2 separate regions of the Homo sapiens genome follow, and region 1 is linked to region 2. The links are chromatin contacts, found by Hi-C or POLR2A ChIA-PET in ENCODE. All regions are on one chromosome and are shown on one strand. The core of a region is the stretch at or near the end of the contact, and the rest is flanking DNA. Distances in the headings are between cores, read along the strand shown.

The links. Hi-C counts contacts between places; a loop is a spot of excess contacts on that map. ChIA-PET counts read pairs that join two places held with the same protein, here RNA polymerase II (POLR2A). Pooled maps may share reads with other maps.
Region 1: a map of Right ventricle myocardium superior shows a loop between it and region 2 (2.0-fold over the local background). The contact joins two enhancer-like sites. A Hi-C loop is called at or near these places in 9 of 168 maps with a recorded cell type or tissue (Right ventricle myocardium superior, dorsolateral prefrontal cortex, esophagus muscularis mucosa and 5 more), 1 of 37 single-sample maps with no recorded cell type and 7 of 50 pooled maps. POLR2A ChIA-PET finds 5 or more read pairs at or near these places in 1 of 52 experiments (MCF 10A).

The regions. Positions count from the first base shown.
Region 1 is chr10:132,737,084-132,743,246 of GRCh38, reverse strand. All of the region lies in intron 9 of INPP5A (inositol polyphosphate-5-phosphatase A), which reads right to left. Among named protein-coding and RNA genes, the nearest start is that of NKX6-2, 46 kb to the left of the region's middle. Within about 2 kb of position 4,611, at least 3 of the 41 ENCODE cell types and tissues checked have a DNase peak (open chromatin) inside an H3K27ac peak, as active enhancers do.
Region 2 is chr10:132,662,493-132,668,931 of GRCh38, reverse strand. All of the region lies in intron 4 of INPP5A (inositol polyphosphate-5-phosphatase A), which reads right to left. Among named protein-coding and RNA genes, the nearest start is that of NKX6-2, 120 kb to the left of the region's middle. RefSeq lists an enhancer at 1,973-3,172. Within about 2 kb of position 2,776, at least 6 of the 41 ENCODE cell types and tissues checked have a DNase peak (open chromatin) inside an H3K27ac peak, as active enhancers do.

The DNA.
Region 1 (6,163 bases), core at 3,362-5,861, 72 kb before region 2:
GGGCTGCCCTCACTCCCGGGCCCGGTCCCTGCTGGGGCTGAGTGCAGCGCTGGTGGGTGGGCTGCCCTCACTCCCGGGCCCAGTCCCTGCTGGGGCTGAGTGCAGCACTGGTGGGTGGCCTTGAAGACACATTTTACCAATTTTTCATGCCCTCCCCTCTCAACGTGACCCTGCTCCTGAGCTTTTATCCTGCTGACAACTTCATGCAGAAAAACACGCAGACCTCTGATAGCATGAAATCAGAAACAATGGCCGGGGACAAAGGGGGCGCGGGGCAGGCGCAGGCCGGCTGGGTCGAATTTCAGCCACAAACAGATGTTCGTAGGAACATCTGAAAAGAAACTCTTCTAAAAGAAATGGTCTTAAAAACAATGCCTTCAGCGGTTAAATAAAGGGCCAAAGGACGCAGGATGCCTGTCAATGATAAATCTCGGCAAAGAGAACCAAACCGGCATCATGAATTTCAATGACAGGTTTCTTGACTACCAAGGGCCCCGGTTCACCAGGGATTCCAGACCCCGGGAAGGAAGCATCGGAGCTGGGTGTCCCTCACGGTCCGAACTCATCGGGAGGCACTTTTTGTTTCACGGGGCTGTAATTTATGGAAAGCTGTGCCCGTCTCCAAGACTTCCCTGAAGAACAGCAATGACTAAAACAGCAAAACCCCGCAGGGGAAGCTCTGGCTGGACACAGCCTGACTGGGCGCCGGACTAGATACAACCGCCTTCCACCTGGGGATGGCAGGCAGGACCTGAGACCAACGGCCAGCGAGTGAAGCTGGGGGTGGCCCTCTCGCTCAGACCTGGGGCTGACTTCCACAGGCGGTGGGCACCCTCTCTGCTCAGGACAAAGCTGGGAGCGCCCCTCTCTGCTCAGGACAAGGCGTGGTGTCGCCTCTGAGAGCTGGTGCCACTGTGCGAAGGCTTCCTCCTGCAGGGCGGGGCTGCGCGTGCTGGCCCAGGTCGGGGCTGCATCAAGGGGAACACAGAGTGTGTTCTTGGGGTGGGACTCTGAGCTCTGTGTTCACACGGGACTCACCTGGATTCATCCATCAGGAACAGAACAGGCTCCTATGAGGAGCACTTCGCCATCTCTCCTCGGCCCTATCTGATGCAGCGTGGCTCATGGCGCATGAGCTCTATCTGGTAGTAAGTTCACAGAGCAACCGCCCCTCAGGGCTGTAGGACCCGGTGCTGATTGGCCTCTGGGAGCAGGCTCCTCTCCAGGAGACTCGTGAGGACACCTCCTGTCCCACACAGCTCTGACCTGGCCTTTGCTCTCCCTCAGGAGTGAGCGCCTTCTCTGTAAGTATGCATCCTTTCTGCAGAGGACGGCCACATCTCGGAAAGAAGCCATTCGTGGGTGCTGCAGCCAGCTGCAGTTTATATCAGCTATGGAGTAAAGCAAGCAGACGCGGACGCCAACGTCCACCTCAGTTTACGTCGGCTATTGAGTAAAGCAAGCGGACGCGGACACTGACGTCCACCTCAGTTTACGTCGGCTATTGAGTAAAGCAAGCGGACACAGATACTGACGTCCACCTCAGTTTACATTGGCTATTGAGAAAAGCAAGCGGACGCGGATACCAACGTCCACCTTCATTCCGGGGTATCCTGTTCTGGGTGTGACGAGGGCCGGGGTTCTGCAGAGTGGACAGCAGCCTCCACCTTCATTCTGGGGCATCCTCTTCTGGGTGTGACGAGGGCCAGGGTTCTGTGGAGTGGACAGCAGCCTCCAGCTTCATTCGGGGGTATCCTCTTCTGGGTGCAATGCAGGCTGGGGTTCCAAGGATGAGGAAGCTCTAACTTTCCTGGCACAGATGCCGAGAAGTTCCCGTGGTGTGAACCTGCAGTGTTTGTCCAGCAGGAACCAGACTGAGACCAACCACTTGTGACCCACAGACACGGAGCTGCCCACTGTTAGGCTGCGGAGATCTGGCCAGCCCATCTCATGCTGTCAACCCAAGACAGGCGGTGTCCCTTTTTTTATTTATCTCTATTTTTAGGTTTTTGAGACAGGGTCCTCCTCTGTTGGCCAGGATGGAGTGCAGTGATGTGATCATGGCTGGCTCACTGCAGCCTCGACCTCCGGGCTCAAGCAATCCTCCCGCCTCAGCCTCCTGAGTATCTGGGACTACAGGCGTGCCCCACAATGCCTGGCTAATTTTACTTTCTTATTTTCTGTAGAGACGGGGACTCCCTATGTTGCCCAGGCTGGTCTTGAATTCCTGGGCTCAATGATCCTCCTGCCTCAGCCTCCCACAGTGCTGGGAAGGCAGGTGTGAGGCACTGTCCCTGGCCTTCCCCTTTCTTTGTAGGTGAACTCTTAGGGTTTCTCTCCTCCTCCTCCAGGAAATCACTGTGACGTCAGAGAAGCCTGACCCTTGGGTGGTGAATGCTGGGGGTGAACGATGTGGACCCTGCGAGTGGCTCTCACTGGGAAAACTGACCAAAGGCACGGCAGGAAGAAACTTGCCAAGTCCCATCCTTCTTTATTATCCTGTAGTTTTTGGTTAAATTTTAACCAGAAACATGTCTAGAAATAAAGAAGGGTTATACACAGAAGTTCCACGTAGCCACTCTCTAGCAGCAGGGATGAAAGGAGGAAGTAGAAAAGGATTTCTAAAATATGGTTCACAACAAAAGGCCCGAGTACTTTACATGGGTTTTCCTTAAAACGAGTTAATAGGAAATCATTACGGCTTCAGTTTTTGAATGACTCTAGAAAACAGAACTGACTCCAGGGGATAAACATTTTCTATGCTACAAATAATTCTTCTAGTCATGGTGAACGTGAATATAAATCTGTGCTCCCGGATGCCGCGCCACTACACCAACGTAATGCTTTCGCTGTGAAAGGAGAATTCACTAAGAGGCTCCCACCGCTCCTGCCCTGAACGTGCCTGAGGGTCCGGACCACTGCTCAGAATCGAGGGGGTAATTCCGTTACAGTTCAGAAAACTATGGAGCCTACTGACAAACCAGCACGCAAAGTTCCAGGTTTACTATTAGGTCACTGCAAACAGGCAGAGATAATTCAAACGCTAAGTTCTGACAAACGCCCCAGTCCTCTGGATATCCACCTGGAGAAGCATTACTGGTCCCGTGGGGTTAGCCATTCCTTGGTAACTCACATTATGGACGCTGGTGCAGATCTTAGACATTGCCGTGGAGTGGGAAAGGAGGACAACCAGCCAATCGCTTCACAGGCGGCCCCAACGTGCAAGTCCTGTCTTTAAAACCTGCTTCGTCCTGGGGAGGCCACGGAAAGTGCCAAGGAAGCCTCACCTCTGGAGTCCTCTGGCATCCCGTTGGGGTGGACACAGGCGGCACCCCCGAACGTCAGTGCTCATCAAACATACACGGGCCAACGGACACACAGGGTGGAGACAAGGTCCTCAGACCCTAGAAGACGCCTCTGCTGAGGCCCCTGGGTCCTGGCAGGGGGCATGGCGAGGGCCTCACAAGCACTACACCCAAGCCTGACGATCTTTGATGGAAACAGCACACGTCATCTCAAATTAACTCCCGGAGGCTCCAGACTCCTTTCCTATGGCACACACGTGTGCAGCTTCTTGGAAGCGAGAGTGCGACTCACCCGGCTCCCAGGGCAAGGAGGGCAGCAAAGGCCAGAGAGCGCTGCGTCCCCCTCTGGGAGTGGCTGAGATCAGGGGGCTGGCACTATAGCCACCACCCCCAAGTATGCTGGTGGCTACTAGGACCTATTAGCACACAGGCCCACAGGGCAACAGCTGTGCCCTCCAGGCTCGACAGGCTGGGGGTGTAGCAGGTGCAGGGTAAGGATGAGTAAACCACCTTCCCGCTGCCTTCTGTCGGCACGCCCCCACCACGGGCCTCACACAGGCTTCTCCAGGGGCTGGGCCTGAGCTTGGCAGAGGGACCCCGGCCAGACTTGGCGTGGGAAATGTGTGGTGAGGCCGGGAGGCCAGGGTGGCAGGCACCAAGGACCCTTCCTCGGGGGCACGTGCCCATGCTCAGCCCCCAGTGAAGCCAGGAACGGCGTTCTGTAAAGTGTGCCATGGTGCCAATTTCCTAGCTTTTTAGGACCAGAGTGGGCACCGAACACAGAGAATGACCATCCCAGATGGAATCTGAGGAGCTGAGAGCCTGGCTTGCTGGGAGGGCTGTGGGGCAGGGTTTGCTGGGAGGGCTGCGGGGCGGGCCCTCAGACACTTCGCCGGCCTCCCTTACTTTGACTTCCCAAGAGAAAGCCCTTCTGGTTAGCTCCATCTTCTCAACGGTCTTCCTGGTGAACCCTAGACCCGAAGGGGGACCCTATCACTTGACAAAAGTGCCCACCGTGAGGCCCTGGAGCACAGACCTCACCGCGAGCCCCAGGGCCAGGCACAAGGCCCTGCATCCCAAGCTTATGGGGTGCAGAAATGCAGCCAGTGAAAGGCACTGTCATGGGGAGATGTTGGCGTCAGCATCCGAGTGGCCTCCCTCCTCTCTGTGTTCATTGTCAACGGCCACCCAGAACAACAACATGCTATAAAGACTCTTTCATGTCCTCTCCCAAGGTTGCTCCCGGACTCCAGCAGCCTGGCAGGCTCGGACACAGCGCGCATGGAATGGGAGTGGCGCCCACTTGCTCTCACGCCAGCTAGAGCTCAACAGACTTTCTGGGAAGAAGGCGGCGGGTCTCTTTCTCAGGCTGTGTCTAGCACCATGCCGGGCACCCTCTGCTGGGCCCAGGGGTGGCTCCACAGGACTGGCCCTGCCCGGCGGCAGAAGCACCTGCTGTGCCTCTGGGTGGCTCCTCCCGGACATCCCCAGCCTTCCACTGGCACGGCTGGACGTGGGGAGGGGGATGTGGCAAAGGGAGGGGGACGCAGGACACAGAGCTCAGCCCTCGTCCCAGGGTCCCCTGTATGCTTGTCAGAGCCACTGATTGCTAGTAAGGGAGCCGGGTGCGATGTGTGAAGGAGGAGGACGAATGAGGCTACACAGTGTCCGGGGTCTCCAGCAACCCCCTGCCTTGGCACGAGAGACCTGCTCTGTGCCCTACCTTTCCCATGGGTTTCTTTTAAACCAAGGGCAGTCAGAGGAATTTTTAAATAAAGTATGAGCTCATAAAAAATATAGAAAAGTGCATTAAAGATTAGTGAACACACTACGGATTATGAATCATTTAGGAGTGAGTCCAAAAAACAGTTCCTCGAACAGAGTCCCAGCATAGACCAGAGAAAATGCCAAGCGTCTTTTGTTTTTTGTCTTCTTTTTCTATAAAATGAGAAGATTCTTGGCATCAATATACCAGTTGAAAATATTGGGTAATATTTGCAAAGTGAACTTCCTAGAAAAAATCCCCTAAATACGAAGCCTAATGTCATCACTATAATTAAGTATAACATTTTATTTTATTTTCAGTTGATGTCATAGGCCCTATATAGAAACAGACCAAATAAAATCTCTTTCTAAACAGAAAAATTAAAAAATAAATTTAATGATTTAAATCAGTGCTTCTGTTGTTGCCATTGCTATTTTACACCAAGACTCTAGAATAACAAGTGAGTGAACCGAGCAGCACGGCTTAGCTCACGTGCCCTCTGCAGGCCCTCACCGCCCTGACCTCCACCCTCAGGGAAGGGCGTCCCTGTGGCTGAGGAGCTGGCAGGGAGGGCAGAGAGGCTGCCACTGGCCTGCCTCACCATCCAGAGCACGCTGGGCACGTGGCGAGGGCAGTGCCCCACTGGGTCTGCACAAGGTCTGTCTACACACTGGGTCCCCAGGTAAGATGAGAACTTGACGATGACTAACATTAGTCCACGGCAGTAGGAGGACAGGGCTGCGCTAACATTAACCCACGGCAGCAGAGGACGGGGCTGCGCTAACATTAACCCACGGCAGCAGGAGGATGGGGCTGTGTGCATCTTTCCATCCATGCTGCTCTGGAGACGGTGCTGAGGCTCTACAGGAGTGTCACTCTGAGCCAGGCTTTCTGGGGTCTGTGGGAGTTAGAAGGGACCGTCCCTGCCACCTGCCCTCTGGACACACACTGTGCCCATGTTGCCACATCGAGTCCGCTCATGGCTGTGGGATGGGCCAAATCCTGAATGGTGCAGGGCTTTGGAGGGCTGCGCCGACTGCAGCCGATGCAGGAACATCGTCAGACTGAGGAGTCAGCCGCCATGCTCTCAGTT
Region 2 (6,439 bases), core at 1,527-4,026:
AAAGATAAAGTGGGGAAATGATCCCCCAGAACAAAGCCTCACAAGCAGTACACGCTCAATAAACGCCAGCAGTGGTGGTCGTGCGATGGAGCTCGGCAGTTTTTAAAGAAAGCCACAGAAATGGACCAAACCCAGAGCACGGTCAACAGGGGCTGAAGCCCCCTGAGCTATTCAGAGAGGGGTGAAGTGGGCCGCAAGCTTTTAAATCCTACGGAAGAGAATAAAAACATCAGGAGGAATGATAAGCCCTTCTAATGCTCCCTGTGCAAATTCATGTTTAATTTGAGGAGAAATATCAACATTTTTTCATTTCCCTGATCATGCTTTAATTAAATCTCTAGCCCACTGTTTAAAATAAAGCCATTATGGATAGTGATCAAGAATTTCATCACTCCCTACTGAACTATAAAATCAATCACTTAACTTTTTATTATATAACCTCTGAAAAGTGAAACAGTTTGAGGTTACAGGATTTGAAGTGCTCTGATTTTCGCCAAAAGAAGTCCGTCAAATGTGCTTCTGAGAAACTCATGTTCTGCTTCATTTCCATATTTTTTCCATGGCAGCATCAATAAGTTACAGGGCGTCACTTTGCCCCCTAACCACCAACAGAAAGCCTCAACTGAAAGGAGGCCGAGGCCATCAGCCCATGGCAGGAACGTGAGGCTCTCGTGTCATTTCACCTAAGAAAGGATCAGTGACACCTGAGCCTGGGATCTGCCACTGGAATTTTCAAAAGTCAAGTGTGGGGCTGGGCTGCAGGAGCCCATTAGTCCCTCACCACCACACCAACCCTGCAAGGCCGGCAGACTCCAGTACACTCAAAAAACTGAATAACTTTGTTTAATGTTGCCTAGAAATAAGGAAAAATAACAAATACTTGTAAAAGTTACACTTGAAAGATCTCCACTCCAACTTATGTTCAATGTACTTAGCAAAAAGGTCAAAGCTCCGGAATTTGCTGGATAAATAAATGTTGGTGAGGCGGATGAATCACTGGAGAATTGGTGCATGGCGGCGAATGAATAACCTGCAAATGCCTCCCAAACCCCATTATTTCCCCTTTTCCAAGAGCCCAAGATTCATGTCCCCGCATGCCGCCAGTTCATTACCGAGAAATATCATCCCTCTTCCGGCTCGCGCCGGGCAGCGCACACGGCCCCCTGAGGACCCTTTAATGTTTAATTCCCCATCATCTGCTCCACTGAACAGCTTAATCTCTGCTTGTATGATCAATACTATATCAGTGTAAATTAAAATGACAATTTTAAAGTAATTAAGCCTGTTAATGCTCGATTCAAATGTCATTATTTGCACAAGGGATTGAGGAGAAATTACATCGTGTCCGGGGTGACAGGAAGCTGTCTGGGCCTCTTCAGCCCCGCTGTGCAGGGCCACTGGAGGCTTCAGCAAAGCAGATTAACTTCTGCCTCGCCCTGCCAGCATGCCTATCCAATTTCTAAAGAGGATAACGCAATTTGATAAATTTAATTCCAGCTACAAACTCAATTATTGTGATAATAGATGAAAACTGGGAGGAGCCTCTGCACAAGGCCCACAGTTTTAAAAACACACTTAACTCCAGAACGAGCTTCAACAGTAATGGCTTGATTTGATTTGTTCTCTCTCTTTTGAAGCCCCTTTAAATAATTATGATGGTTGGAAGAACAGCCGACATTTATTAAACAGCCGAGCTCCAACCAAAAGGGGCTGCGGCTTAGACAATCCAGGTCATACTGGAAACGTCTGCTGTCCTGAGCTTGTACAGCAGCATTTATTAGACAAGCACATCATTACATTATTGGATCTCATAAATAGATATATAAAACTCAGCCAGCCTCAGATGAAACCTCCCTCTTGCTCAACACTGGCGGGTCTGCCCCAGCTTGGAAAGCGGCATCCAGCAGGACCCTGCCATTTTTTTGTCCCAGGTGGCAGAGGGGGTTGGGGGTGAGAGGAATTAATGAAAATAACTTTTTTAAAAACCACCTTTACCCTCCTATGATTCCCAGCACACTCAGTACACATTATGACTCAAGTTATCTCCAACGAGCTCTCAATGCACAGATATCTTTCTCTACCCGAGTCCACTTACGGATGAGGTGGGTGGGTAGCCTGCCGAGAAGGTCTGCACAGCACACGCTGGGGGCCGCTTTAAGGGGACAGCTGCAATTGCTGGACTTCATCCATTAGGTCAGCAATAAAAATTGACAACCAAACATTAATTTCAAGATGAAGAGCACAGTGTAACAATTTCCGTTTGAAAGATGTTTCGGCTCGGTGTGGGCCATCCTTCAGGGTTTTCCCAGACAATTCCAGATGCTGCTGCACTCCAGAAGGAAAGAGAGCCCCACTGCAAAGTCGGCAGCCTCGGGATGGTGCGCCACGGGGCCAGCGGTTTTGGGTGATCCGACAGGGGTTTTTTTGTGGCTGTTTTCAAACCCAGTGATGTATACTTTAATACTTTAACTGTCTAAATTCCACCTTTTCCATACAGGAGGGAGCTGTACAGCTGGTGTCTCTTCACTGCATGCTTGAAAGGCCCTTATCCGTTACCTCCCTACTGCCTACGATGACTTCACAGTTCCTCAAGTTTCCCCCAGCCAGCAGAAATCAGATTTAAAACCAGTGAAAACATGGAATAATGTGTTCAAATGGCTCTCCCTTTCTGTCGGTTTAAACATAAATATCCCTGACTATGAATTACTCCCCCAAGTTCCTAGATGAATCATAGTGAGGAAGTAATGATGCATTATAACAGTCACGACATGGGAGGAAGCGCTGAGTAAAGGCCAGGCACACAGTGACTCAGTTTTAAGGCAAACCTGGTAAAGGACTAATGTGGTTATATCATTCTTCTCTTTTTTTTTTTTTTTTGAGACAGGATCTTGCTCTGTTGCCCAGGCTGCAGTGCAGTGGTGTGATCTTGGCTCACTGCTACCTCCACCTCCCAGGCTCACACGATCCTCCAGCCTCAGCCTCCCAAGTAGCTGCGACTACAGGTGCACGCCATTGCAGCTGGCTAATTTTTGTATTTTCAGTAGAGATGGGGTTTCCCCATGTTGGCCAGGCTGGTCTTGAACTCCTAAGCTCAAGCAATTCACCTGCCTCAGCCTCCCAGAGTGCTGGGATTACTCCTAAGCTCAAGCAATTCACCTGCCTCAGCCTCCCAGAGTGCTGGGATTACTCCTAAGCTCAAGCAATTCATCTGCCTCAGCCTCCCAGAGTGCTGGGATTACTCCTAAACTCAAGCAATTCACCTGCCTCAGCCTCCCAGAGTGCTGGGATTACTCCTAAGCTCAAGCAATTCACCTGCCTCAGCCTCCCAGAGTGCTGGGATTACTCCTAAGCTCAAGCAATTCACCTGCCTCAGCCTCCCAGAGTGCTGGGATTACTCCTAAGCTCAAGCAATTCACCTGCCTCAGCCTCCCAGAGTGCTGGGATTACAGGTGTGAAGCACTACACCCAGCCCATTCTTCCCTTTTAACCAAGGAAGAAATTACACAATGAAACAAATACCCCGAATCTTAATATCACTTTTCCTTTGTCATAATTAACAATTAGCGACACAGAATCGAGGGGAAAAACACAGGATCCGTTTACTCCTAGGAAGGGCGTTTCTGTGAATCTAAGAGGGGGCTTTCCTGTGTTCTCAAGGCCACGGGTCAGCCAGTGGCCGCTGCGGGGTGCGCTGTCTGGGAGACACTCTCGGGATGGAAGTGAAGTGCTCCGTCTGTCCCCCTTCTTTGGAAACACAGGTGTGTCTGCAAAGGCGAGGGAAGGCCTCAGGTGGGCATGATCTCTGAAGCTCCAGCTTCGTTTCCTTCAGTCTGGGGGTGCCCTCATGCACAACAGGGCTTGGCCTTGAGGGACCTGCCCTGCACAGGCGGGGCGCTGCCAGGCCACGACTTCAGGAAAGTTCTGGGCAGGCAGGGGCAGCCCCTGACTGCTCAACGCCTCAGTTGCAACGGGAAAACCTGAGCCACCCCAACAAGCCTACATCGGGGACTCCGATACTTAAGACAGCAGGATGCATCTCTACGTGCACAGGTGGGATGCACTAAACGCTGCCCTGACAGGGATGTGTGGCCAGGATGGGAGCCACTTTCTCCCAGGAAAACATCGTGCTTGTCACCTTCCTTGGGACAGAAGGATGGGTGGTTTTCAAAGAGCACATAGCAGTTCTAACAGGTGCCAAGCCAAATGGCAAGGTGCACTCATGAAAATCACCCACACTTCTGTGCTCAGCTCTGGGCTGCTGCTGATGGGGAGCTGTGGGCCCCAGCAGACGTGGCTGTGAGAGAGCGCACTCAGAGGCCCAGCCACCCCCACACAGCGGTGTGCCACACCCCAACTCATCACACAAACGCACAGGGCAACAGGCGAGGTCTGTGTAGACACCCATCTGCTCAGGAACACACTGAAAAACACGATGTTCCCTTTGGGACATCAGGTAGTGAAGCCTCAAGAGCAGGTCAGGTGCCCTCCAGGCACACAGCAGGGTCCTGGGCAGGCTGTGACATAAAAGCTCACATTCATTCTGTGGATTAAGCCTAGAAATGTACACACGGCTCACAGCATCTGAAGCCAAACCTGGACGGGCTTTGGAGAAAATATTTGTTCATTCAGTTTCCTTCGGTCTCCTTCAAAATCATAAAAACCCATCTCCAGGGAGGCTGTGGTTGGGTGAGCACAGCTGAGGGACCCGCAAGAATTTGCACAGGAAAGAAAGCCAGGCAGAGCAAGGAGCAGCTCACGGGGCTCCGGAAGTGAAACATCACCTGAGGCCAAATGAACAGAACAACAAGCTAAACTGTGAATCAACCATGGCTATTTCTTTATGTTCACTGCTTCAGTGATTTTCTGTCAAAAAATGCTAACAAGCATGAAAGTCCTTAAGAGCTTTACAATTTTTCAGTTCGTTCACCAATACCTTTCGCGCGGCGTGTTTGTTTCCTGGGCTGCGTGTGACACGGCACTCGATCACGCCTGTCGGCCGCCTGATGGATCGGCTGCCCACGAGGCACCTTGGCCCAGCCTTTGCCACAGAGCCTGTTACGGATTTCCCACCCGGCGACAGGGGGAGAGGAATGATGTGAGCGCGGCCCTGCCCAGCTCACGGCTCAGAAGAGGAGCGAGATGACTTCACCCCTAGGGGCGAATCTGCTCACAGAGCACCAGGGACCCTCCCCAAAAGGCAAGGAAAGCGCAATGACCCAAAGTCATGCAGACGGCTGCCACAGGCACAGACTCCACTGCAAACCAACCCCAGCCAGAAGCTAGAAGTGGCACCTGCCGGCTCAGAGTGCAGAGAAAGTACAGGTGAACGTCGACCAAAATCACTCATTGAGTGGGAATAATGTTACATTCAAAATCAACAAAGCCTTACTTAACCTTAAAAATGTCTTTTTGGCAGGGCACAGTGGTTCGCACCTGTAATCCCAGCACTTTGAGAGGCCAAGGCAAGAGGATCACTTGAGGCCAGGAGTTGGAGACCTGACTGGGCAACACGGTGACACCCAGTCTCTATAAACAGTTTTTTTTTAGCCAGGCGTGGTGATGCACACCTGTATCCTCAGCTACTTGGGAGGCTGAGGCCACAGGATCACTTGAGCTCAGGAGTTCAAGGCTGCAGTAAGCCACGATTGCACTACTGCACTCCAGCCTGGGCAACAGAGTGACATCCTGTGTCAAAATAAAATAAGATTTAACGAGAAGAAAGTCTTTTCAATTTTATATAACATACGCATATGTGTATATAAAATGGAAAATTACTCACACTCTGCCGTTATGTCCTGCGGCGTGCCGAGTTGCCTGAGTTGTGAGACACACAGTGGTGTGCACAGTCCGTTCGAGGGGCCAGCTGCTGATGGAAGTACTTCCCTTTTCCATTAAATCTGCAGTTTGACCCCTCACAAGCCATCCACCACAAGACTAGATTTTCCTTCTAGAGTGCTAAGGTACGTGTAAGTGGCACTGACAGAATTGCACCCATGTGACGTGTAACTGGATGAGTCCTGACACATCCACACGTGAAACCATCACCACAATTAGGAGACTAACATGCCCGTCGCTCCAGAAGGTTCCCTGGGTCCCTTCGCCCCTTGACACAATTTACACTTGGCTCTGGATTGTGTTTGCTAAACTACAGCATGAAAGGGTGGGAGCAGAGAGCGGCCAGGCTGGAGTGCGGGTGGGGTGGGCAGTGTGGAAGGGACAGCTGCCTTCCGTCCAGCATCCTCACCTCGGCCAAGGTGCGGGGATCTACCGTGCTCCCCTCCTGGGCTTGACCTGGCTTCTCCTTAGTGCTCACTGGAATCCCTCCAGCCCCCACCACAACCCCTTCCCCGGGAAACCACTATCTGTGTTCTGTCATTACAGACTTGTTTGCATTTTTAAGAATATGATATACATGAAATCATACAGAATGCATTTTTGG